Linked DNA regions of Homo sapiens: region 1 is linked to region 2. The links are chromatin loops, found by intact Hi-C in ENCODE. Cell type or tissue: Caco-2. All regions are shown on one strand. Region 1 has its middle 78 kb from the start of NEDD1. Region 2 overlaps CFAP54 (cilia and flagella associated protein 54).

Region 1 (5,000 bases), 270 kb after region 2:
AGAGGAGGCCTCCACAGTCCTGGCTTGAACACCTGGTGAGGCCTAGCACATCCAGGTCCTGGGTGAAAAGTCCTTCCTGAGAAAGAAAACTCTTGGCACTCACAATCCATCTCTCTGTGAAAGTTAAGCTGTTCACCGGGTAAACTGCCGTGTCTTTCCAACTAGATCATACATGTCTTAAGGTCCTAATTCATGCTTTCCAGCACTGTGTTGAGCACCCAGTAGATGCAATGAGAAACAGCAGCTCCTCCTTCTCTAAGCTGCTTCCTTAGTGGATTTTAATTTTTCCCAATGATTTCACTCTTACCATACAGGTGCTGTGTTAAGCATGGTGTATTGCATCACCCAAAGCTGACAACAACCTTGGGGGAAATCTTTTTCTCATTTTGCAGATGCAGAAATGAAGATTCAGAAATTACGCCTCAAAGGTTACATGGTGAATAAGTGGCAGAGCTGGGCTCTGAGCCCAGGCATGGCTTCCTGAGCCCTCCACTTTTCGTTGTTGCTGTGCTTTGGAGTCAGAGGCACCGTGGGGTGGAGATCAGTGGCCTTTTTTCCCTCTGGTCCCCAGTAAATGCCTTTTTCCTCTGAGCTCCAGCGTTGGCTCTTACTCCCAGTCAAGCACAGGCCTGGAGGAGGGGAACGAGAGGCTAGAGGGTGCCAAGGGGGCTCGAGACCAGGTAGAAAGCAGGGGTACTTTAGGTCCTGTGGGCAGCCTGGCTTTCAGACATTTGTTATTTTAGGTAGAAATCTGACATCTGTAAATTAGCACATCCCTAGAACTTTCTATTTTCTTGGTTTATTTTTCTCTATTTTCTTCTGTGGTAGGGAGAATTCCAAGAGGACTTGCAAGATTCCCAGCCCCTGGCGTGCCTGTCCTGTTGCTATGGACTGAATATTTGTGACCCCCAAATTCATATATTGAAGCCCCAATATGCAATATGATGGTGTTAGAAGGCAGAGTCATTGGGAGGCAATTAGTTCACGAGGGTGAAGCCCTCATGATGGGACTAGGGCCCTTATAAGAAGAGAACGGAGAGAGAGAATCTCTCCCTCTGTCATGTGAGGATACAGTGACAAGAGGTCCCTCTGCAAAGCGGGAAGAAGGCCCTCAATAAAAACCCAACTGGATGGCCCTTAGGGAACCTCGATCCTGGACCTCCCATCCTCCAGAACTGTGAGAAAGAAATGTTTCTTTTGCCCCCGATGAATGACACTTGTTATAGCAGTCTGAAATGACTAAGCCACCTATGTAATCCCCTCCCATATGAATATGATGGGATACCACTCCCATGCTTAGGTTCCTCATCAGTGGATTTTGGATTGAACTAATCAAAAAGGAGATGATCAAATAAGGTGAGTTTTAAAAGAGAGATTGGGAGAGCATGAGGGAAAAGAGCTCATGCATGCTGGGCTTTATATCTAGGTGACGGGTTGATAGGTGCAGCAAACCACCATGGCACAAGTTTAACCATGTAAAAAACCTGCACATCCTGCACATGTACCCTGGAACATAAAAAATAAAATAAAATAAAACATTAAAAGCAAAAAAAAAAAAAAAAGAGAGAGAGAGATTGGGAGTGTGAGAGGGTCTATAGAAGGGACCATATGGCAAGGACCAGAGTGGCCTCTTGGAGCGGAGAGTAATCCTTGGCCAACAGCTAGCAAGACAGTGAGACCTCAGCCATACAACCTCAAGGAGATAACTTCTGCTAATAACCTGAGGGACCATAGAAGTGCCCATTTACCTAGTGTAGCCTCCTGATGACTATGCAGCTAGCCAACACCTTTAGTGCAGCTTCGTGACACCTTGCAAGAAGAACCTGGTGCCCAGATACCTGATCCACAAACACTGTGTGATAGTTAATATGTGGTATTTTAAACTGAATTTGTGGTAATTTGCTACATAGCAATGGAAGACGAATACGTCTTTATAAAATTTATTTTAAAGAAGAAATCAGTCTCAGCTGGGCTAGATAGAAAAAGGAGACAGACTCTGTCTTTCTTCAGACGCGGTTTGAGAAGTTAATACCTTAAAACACTTAATAGTGAGTTGAAAGGAACATTCCCATTTGTCCAGGGTCTGTTTTTACAAAGATACGACTCCCTTCAGTAGTTTAAGTTGTCATCTCTGATCAGTTCCTTTGAGGGAGAATTCCAAGGGAAAGCTTTTTGGTTTCCTGAAACCATTGGAAACCCGTAAACATACCTAAAAAGTGGGAAGGGGGAAGCTAACACCGAGAATGTCATTGAAAGCTTTTAATGAGGAAGATCTGTGCTGGAGATTGGCCCCTGAGCAGGTCCGCATCTCTCTTAGCTGAAAGACGTTTCATTTTTCTTGGGAAAGTGGCCAGTCTTTCAAAGATGCAAGGCCCCTTCCAGAAGGAAAGTTACCTTGAAGGTTCCACTCCAGCCCCAGTGCTATTTGCTTTATAGGTGGCAAGGTTTTGTCCCTTCCATTACTTCCACCCTCCTCTAGGGATTCAAGGTACGCGCTTATTCAACCACATCATTCATTCATCAAACTCTCATTGAGCTATTAACGTAAAGCAGGCTGTGCTCAGCTCTAGGGGACCAGGAATGAACTAAACCCCTGTATTGCAGAAGGAGGAAGCACTTGATGTCGACACTAGCACGTCATAATAATTAATAAGCACCAACATTTTCCGAGGGCTGAGCGTGTCCTAGGAGGTGGGCTAAGAGGACCCACATGCCAAGCCCTGTTTATGCTACCCCAGGTGAATCCCATTCAAATGTACTTTCCAAAAGGGCAGAAGCTGGGTCTAATTTGATTGCTAAGGGACCCCTTGTGTCTCCACTATGCTTGGGACACGGTGAAGACCTCAAAGTGTATTTCTTGCCAATGAATGAATGAATGAATATACGATCATAACTGATAACTGTGGCTTAGATATTAGTGTTATGACCATTTCCTTTGATGAGGAACCTGAGGCTTCAGACCAGTTAAATAATTCATCCTCGATAGCCAAAACCCAGATTCTCTCCCCCATCAGACCACACTGCCATCTCCCTGGCTCTACCGGGCACCCCACCTGGAACCTAAGCCCACAGCAGCGCGGGCTGCGGGCGGCGAGGCTCGCCGCGGGCGCCCTCTGTCGGCGCTCGGTTGGAGGCGCAGCGGCCCCGCGAGCAGACGCGCAGGTGAGCGGACCCGCGCTGGGGTGCGGGGCAGGTGCGCGGCCCTGGGGGACAAGGAGGGGGAGAGGGGCGAGGGCTAACCACGTCGGCCCCAAACTAGCTGCCTGTCTTTAAATGTTTGCTTTCATATTTGGAAGTGCTGAGCGGGCACTTCAGTGCGACCTGGATATCACCTGTGGGTTTCAGGGCAGTCATCCTTGAGACCTCTTGTTCCTCGGGAGACCTCTTGGCCTCTTTAAGGAGCCAGGGGTCGGCGGCGCACTTAGGGGAGAAGGAGCAGGAGAACTTGAGTTAAGAATTGCCCCCCGGATTGGAACCAGAGGTAGCGGGAAGCCAGCAAGGGCGAGGCTCTTTCTAGGAACTCTAGGTCCACCGCTTGCCTTTGGGGAAGAGGGAGGAAGGGGCCTTGGGGCGTGAAGTTGCCTTTGGGACATCAGCCAGAGCCTGCGACGCAAGCGCGGCCCAAATGACTGGGAAGCCGGAACCTTCGCTCCTTCGTTCCGAACCTTCTTTGTTCCAGTCCCGCCTGGCAGCGCAGGCCGTGCACTCCCCGCGCTTCCGGGAACCTGTTTGCTTAAGATAATCGCATCCCACTGATATTTGGGTTATTCTCCTTCATGCCGAAGTAATTAGACTCTCCACCGGTGTGGCACCCTTACTTAATTCTTCTAATTTCTTTAAAAACACAACATTCGCCCACATCCAAGGCAAAATTTACAATCAAGAAGATCCCTTCTTTCTTTAAAAGTGGCGGCTTTGTTCTGCTTTTAACATCAAGTAAAATCTACTTTGGGGAAGGTTTTTCGCTCCCCCCACCCGCATAATTATTTCTATTATTTATCTTTTATTTGGCCTATTGAAATTCTGAGCACACAAAGCCAACTTTATTAATTTCTCTCTCTAAAATTCCATCAAGAAATATTTATCTTTTACTCTTCCCATTGGAATAATATATTCCCTAGATGGTGAAATATAGCTCCATTTATTAGGAATCAGGTATAAAAAAACAGATAGAAAAAGCAGAGGTGGTGAATTATTCTAAAAAGATAGGACAAAAAAAATCAGTTGCCTCTGAGAGTTGGGGGAAGTGGGATGGGAAGAGGCTAGGCCATAGCTCCACGCATTTCACCGAAAGCAGTTTTGAGGATATTTGATTTGGAACCACTGTTCTTTCTTTTCATAATATTCAGCATGTTCCTAATCATTGTATTCCAGATATTGAACACAAGCTTTTAATCCCGTCTACCAAAATGTTTTGTGCCCATTTGAACACTTTTAAATTGAAATTCTAAATTAGTATTCATTGAAAACTGGTTTGACACAAAGAAAGGATCATGAATGAAACCTTCTAAGCCTTCTTTGCATTTCCAAGTGCGTGTTCAATTCTTTAGGAAAGTCATTGTTGTTGGTTTAGGGAGATTTACTCAATTCCCAAGTGCCACCTCCAGAGGGCACAGCTGTCTCAAAAAAAATTTGTTGGTTTTTTTTTTTCTTTTTTTTTTTTTTTTTTGAGTTTCTACAGTTTTACCCAAGCTGTTGAGTAAGGGGTCTCTATAGTCTATAATTGTGATTCCTGGTTTCCAAACTGGAAATACTTTTATTTAATATATTTAATATTTATTTAGATGTTATGGAAATCTATTATTTGCAAACAACTATGTAACATTTATAATATTTTATTTAAAAAAATGAAAAATTAAACCAAATGTTGTTTATTTGCCCCTGACTTAAAAATCTCTAATTCTCCTCAGTTTTAACTCCAGAGTCCAGCAAACAGCACCCATTATTTTTTTAATGTATTTAAAAGTTTATTTGCCTGACTTTATATTCCCAAGAGGTTG
Region 2 (5,000 bases):
TCTCCAGCCGTTTTCCACCCCAGGGATGCAGACCATAAGAGGGCTCAGAGTTGGATTTCAGAGTTAGAGCTGTGATTTTGCTAAGGAAGTGTGTTTGGATAGGTGAGGACCCAGGGAGTTGAGGGTGTATATGGGAAGGGGTTCTAATGATTGACGGTGGACTCTAAGCTGGGTAGGGAGATTGCTTGTCTGCCCATCTTTTCCTGTTCCTGTCATAGTATCTCTGATTTACTTACACTAAAGCAGAGTAGCCGATGTGTGTGTCTAATGAGCTTTCAGTTTGTCTATTTTGATAAAGAATCCCATCCTTCACTCTGAGCACCAGGTTTACTCTGCCACGATGGCAGAGCTGGCCTCATGAGGCACAGGTTAGAAATTGGTGGGGAACAGCAGAAGCATTGTTGAACTGTTGAGATGGTTCCGATGTTACATGTCTCTCTCAGTAGACCTCCCATTTACAATACCCCATGCCCAGCCCTATATCCCTTCATCCAACACCAAATGTGAACTGCAAAAGAATGAATATAATAATATCTGAAAAAGTATTTTTCTAATTTGCTCTTTTTCCTTTTTTCCATTTTTTAGGCAATTGATGAATTAAGAAATAAAGGCTTGCCTGCAGTTCTGGTTACAATTGGCCAACCACATCTCTTAAATAAGTTTAATTTTGTTAAAGCATACTTTTTCCTAAGTGTGGCTGCGACAATAAATTGTGTCCCAGAAAATAAATTTAAGACAGTAATTACCAACAAGAGCAAACCAAACCTACCAAACTTGGAAGGTAATTGTTTTATTTTTTGCTTATTTCTCTTTCTCCTCCCTTTCCCTAACTGTTCTCCCAGCCCCCACTAATCTATATAAATGATACAGTATATATTCTTCCACAGTTTTCTCTATGCTTATATAATGACACACATATGTACTTATGTCTAGGTGTATGCATACACATACGTGTTTATATATATATCCATATTCATATGCTTTATATATAATACACTATCATATGTATACACATACATGATAGGATAGGATTTATCATTTATTTACAAAATGGTATATTCACACTTTTCTGCATCTGGTATTTCCCATGCAGAAAAACTTCACTGAAATCACTCCAAGTCTACTGCTTTGCTTTGGTCCATTATATTGACTGTATAGTATTCTAGGCCATGATCATCCCCCATGAATGTTCCTTGGCAACAAAGTGCATGTGCACCAATAGAGGAATGATTGAATAAGAAGAAATGTGTACCTCCACTCGTGCACATGCACTTCATTTCCAAGGAACATTGCCACAGTGCAACATACCCAGATGACATAGTATATCTTTCTATGGGGTATATAACCCATGGATGGGATTTATGGGCCACAGGGAAATTTTCAATTGTATTAGATGTTGCCTTAAAAATAGGTGATTTTTACCATTCAGTATGATGTTAACTGTGGGTTTTTCATAGATATGCTTTATCAGGTTGAGCAATTTCTCTTCTATTCTTAGTTTGTCAAGTTATTTTTATCATTGAAAGGGTGTTGAATTCTATTCAATGCTCTATCTGCATCTATTGGGATGATTATGTGGTCCTTGCTTTTTATTCTATTGATATGGTATGTTACATTAACTGATTTTTGGTCGTTTAACCAACCTTACATTCTTGGGATAAGTCCCACTTGATCATGGTTTATTATTATTATTATTATTATTATTATTATTGTTTTCGAGATGGAGTCTTACTCTGTTGCCCAGGCTGGAGCACAGTGGTGCAAGCTCAGCTCATTGCAACCTCTGCTTCTGGGTTCAAGTGATTCTCCTGCCTCAGCCTCCCAAGTAATTGGGACAATAGGCGCCTGCCACCACGCCCAGCTAATTTTTTGTGGTTTTCGTAGAGATAGGGTTTCACCATGTTGGCCAGGCTTGAACTCCTGATCTCAAGTGATCTGCCTGCCTCTGCCTCCCAAAGTGCTGGGATTACAGATGTGAGCCACTGCATGTGGCCAATAATTCTTTTTACTTGTTAGATTCTGTTTGCTAGCATTTTGTTGAAAATGATTGCATTCATACTCATAAGAGATATTGGTCTGCAGTTTTCTTGTAGTGTCTTTGTCTAGTTTTGATATCAGAGTAATTCTGGGGCCTCTATTTTAAAATGTAGGTTTTATTATTCAGGTATGGTGAGACCAACAGATCAGATGACTGCTACTGAAAAAATAGTTACAGTTTCCAAGAGGAAGGGTGCGCCACACCACTGTGGGAGAAGGGAACACAGGAGAGCTTGGCTGCGTCTCAGGAGGCAGAGGGCAGTGCAGGGGAAACATGAGCAAGAACCTTTACTGTGTTTGCTATGCAAATGGATGGGTAAAGCAGAGTGAACAGGCTTAGTATTTGAATAATTTTAGTTTGAATAATTTCAGTGAGCCCTGGGGGCATAGGGGCTGTCTCTAGATATCTGATAACTGGTCTTGGGGTGATTAGGGCAGGGGAAGGGTGGCCTGGGGTAAGAGCCTAATAAAGGAGGTGGTGGGGGCATGGGCTCTTTAGTTTGCACATGAAAGGTGTACTCACAGGTGAGTCTTTTACCATCTCTAGGAACTGGGAGGTCAGCAAGGCCCCAAATGTTATCATTTCTACATCAGACATACAGAATTTTTTTTTTTTTGAGATGGAGTTTTGCTCTTGTCACCCAGGCTGGAGTGCAATGGTGTCATCTAGGCTTACTGCAACCTCCGCCTCCCAAGTTCAAGCAATTCTCCTGCCTCAGTCTCCTGGGTAACTGGGATTACAGGTTCCTGCCACCATGCCCAGCTAAGTTTTTGTATTTTTAGTAGAGACGGGGTTTTATCATGTTGGCCAGGCTGGTCTTGAGACATACAGAAAATGTAAAGGCATAATTAATATAGCCTCATAGAATGAGTTGGGAAGTGTTCCCTCCTCTTTTATATTTTAGAAGAGTTTGTGAAGAATTGATATTAACTCTTCTTTAAATGTTTGGTAGAATTCAACAGTGAAGACATCTGAGCTTGAACTTATATTTGTGGATAGCATTTTGATGAGCAATTCAATCTCTTTACTTGTAGTTCTCTTAAAATTATCTATTTCTTGACTCAGTTTTGGTAGTTTGTGTCTTTCTAGGAATTCATCCATTTCATCTGTGTTATTTAATTTATTGGCATACAATTTTTTCATAGTATTCCTTTATAATTCTTTTTTTAAATTCTGTAAGGTTAGTAGTAATGTTTCCTCTTTCATTTCCAGTTCTATTAATTTGAGTCTTCTCCCTTTTTCTTTCTCAGTCTACCTATAGGTTTTTCAATTTTGTTGATTTCTTCTACTTTTTCTTCTGTTCTCTGTTTTATTATTATCTATTTCAATCTTTATTATTTTCTTTGTTCACTACACTTATGAGTTGGGAAAAAGACTTAGAGGGGCTCCTGTGTTCTCAGTGTTACTTTGCTTAAGCTAGAGACTCTGTCCCACAAGGTGGTGAGGCTGGGTGGAACAAGGGAACCCTGTCTGCTTAGTTGTGCCAGTTTGAAGTGAAGTTTCCATCTCACTGAACAGGCAGAGGGAAGAGAAGTAGTCATCTTTCTCCAAATACCACAGACTTGCAGTACTGTTCTCACCACATTTTAGTAAGTGTTCTTGACTAGATGTTTAATCATTTGCTGTATGACCTTAGAATCATTTCCAGAGACTTTAAGCATTAAAAAACCAATAATTTTTACTAATTTAATGGTAAAGTGGGTTCATAGAGCTCTTCACATTGGGATGCCAGAAGTTAATCTCCTGAACAATGTGTTTTTGAGATTTATCTGTATTTATGTTTGTAGCTGTGGTTCCTTTATTTTCACTTTATTTCTTCATGTACTGGTGATAGACATTTAGACTGTTTTCTGTAAACATTATTATACATGTCTCTGAGTGCTTATGAGTAAGAGCTTCTATATATCTAGGAATGAAATTGATGTGTCATATTTAACTTAAAATTTAAAGTTAATTAGTATCTCTACCCTCTTCATAGATCATTTTGTTCTGATCACCCTTTCCTACTTTTATGATTTGATAGCTTTAGGTTTTAGTTTTATTTTTTTGTTAGTTTGATATTTATACATTATACTATTTTTTTTCCATCCAATGGTTGTTTAGCTTTACCTACTTATTTGCTGTTTCCTTTGCTCACCATTACTTACTGCGTTTCAGACTTTGGATGTCTCTTTTGCCTGAGATGTTATATCCTTTGTAAGTTTAGATGAATAGCTAGTGTGTCATTATCATTTATTTAAAAAATCTATCATTTCCTCACTGAAATAAGAAATTCATTATATAATAAATTCTCATATGTACCAGGTTATGATTCTTTTTTCATTTTACAGCTTTAAATTTAATATGTAATAGTTGTACATGTATGTGGGGTATATGTTTTTTTATATACACATAAAATGTGTAATGATCAAATCAGGGTAATTGGGATATCCATTACCTCAAACACTTGTCATTTCTTTGTGTTGGGAACATTCTGAATCTTCTCTTCTGTTTTGGAATATACTATATATTCTTGTTAACAGTAATCACCCTACTGTGCTATCAAACACCAGAATTTATTTCTTCTATCTAATTTTATGTTTGTACCCATTAATGAATTTCTCTTCATCCCTTCTTCCCATCTCCCCTTCCCAGCCTCTAGTAACCACCGTTCTCTCTACCTCCATGAAAACAATTCTTTTCTTAGCTCTCACATATGAGTGAGAACAGGCAATGTTTTTCTTTCTGTGCCTGGCTTATTTCACTTAATATATAATTAACTCAAATAACCCAATAGCAAAAGAAACACAAGTAATTAAAATAAAAAGTAGGCAAAAGACCTGGATAGATATTTATCAAAAGAAGACATATAAATGGCCAAAAAGCATATGAGAAAATACTTAACATCACTAATAATCAGGAAAATGCAAATCAAAACCACAATGAGATATAATCACACCCCAGTTAAAATGGCTTTTACCAA

What was found. A loop is a pair of places that touch in the nucleus more often than their neighbours do. Peaks named below come from ENCODE experiments on the same cell type or tissue, not always from the same donor. Only the 100,000 strongest peaks of a DNase experiment are listed, where the experiment ranks them.
Region 1: it touches region 2 in a loop (4-fold over the local background); 5 of 110 quality-filtered maps call a loop at or near these places.

The regions. Positions count from the first base shown.
Region 1 is chr12:96,982,533-96,987,532 of GRCh38, forward strand. No RefSeq gene overlaps it. Among named protein-coding and RNA genes, the nearest start is that of NEDD1, 78 kb to the left of the region's middle. RefSeq lists a silencer at 3,018-3,237. In Caco-2, a CTCF peak has its summit at 3,116 (motif pointing left); no DNase peak of the experiment used is centred here; H3K4me3 peaks cover 507 bases.
Region 2 is chr12:96,708,023-96,713,022 of GRCh38, forward strand. CFAP54 (cilia and flagella associated protein 54) reads left to right here. Exons shown (of 68, transcript NM_001306084.2): 48 at 586-781. Among named protein-coding and RNA genes, the nearest start is that of NEDD1, 200 kb to the right of the region's middle. In Caco-2, no CTCF peak of the experiment used is centred here; a DNase peak (open chromatin) is centred at 2,279.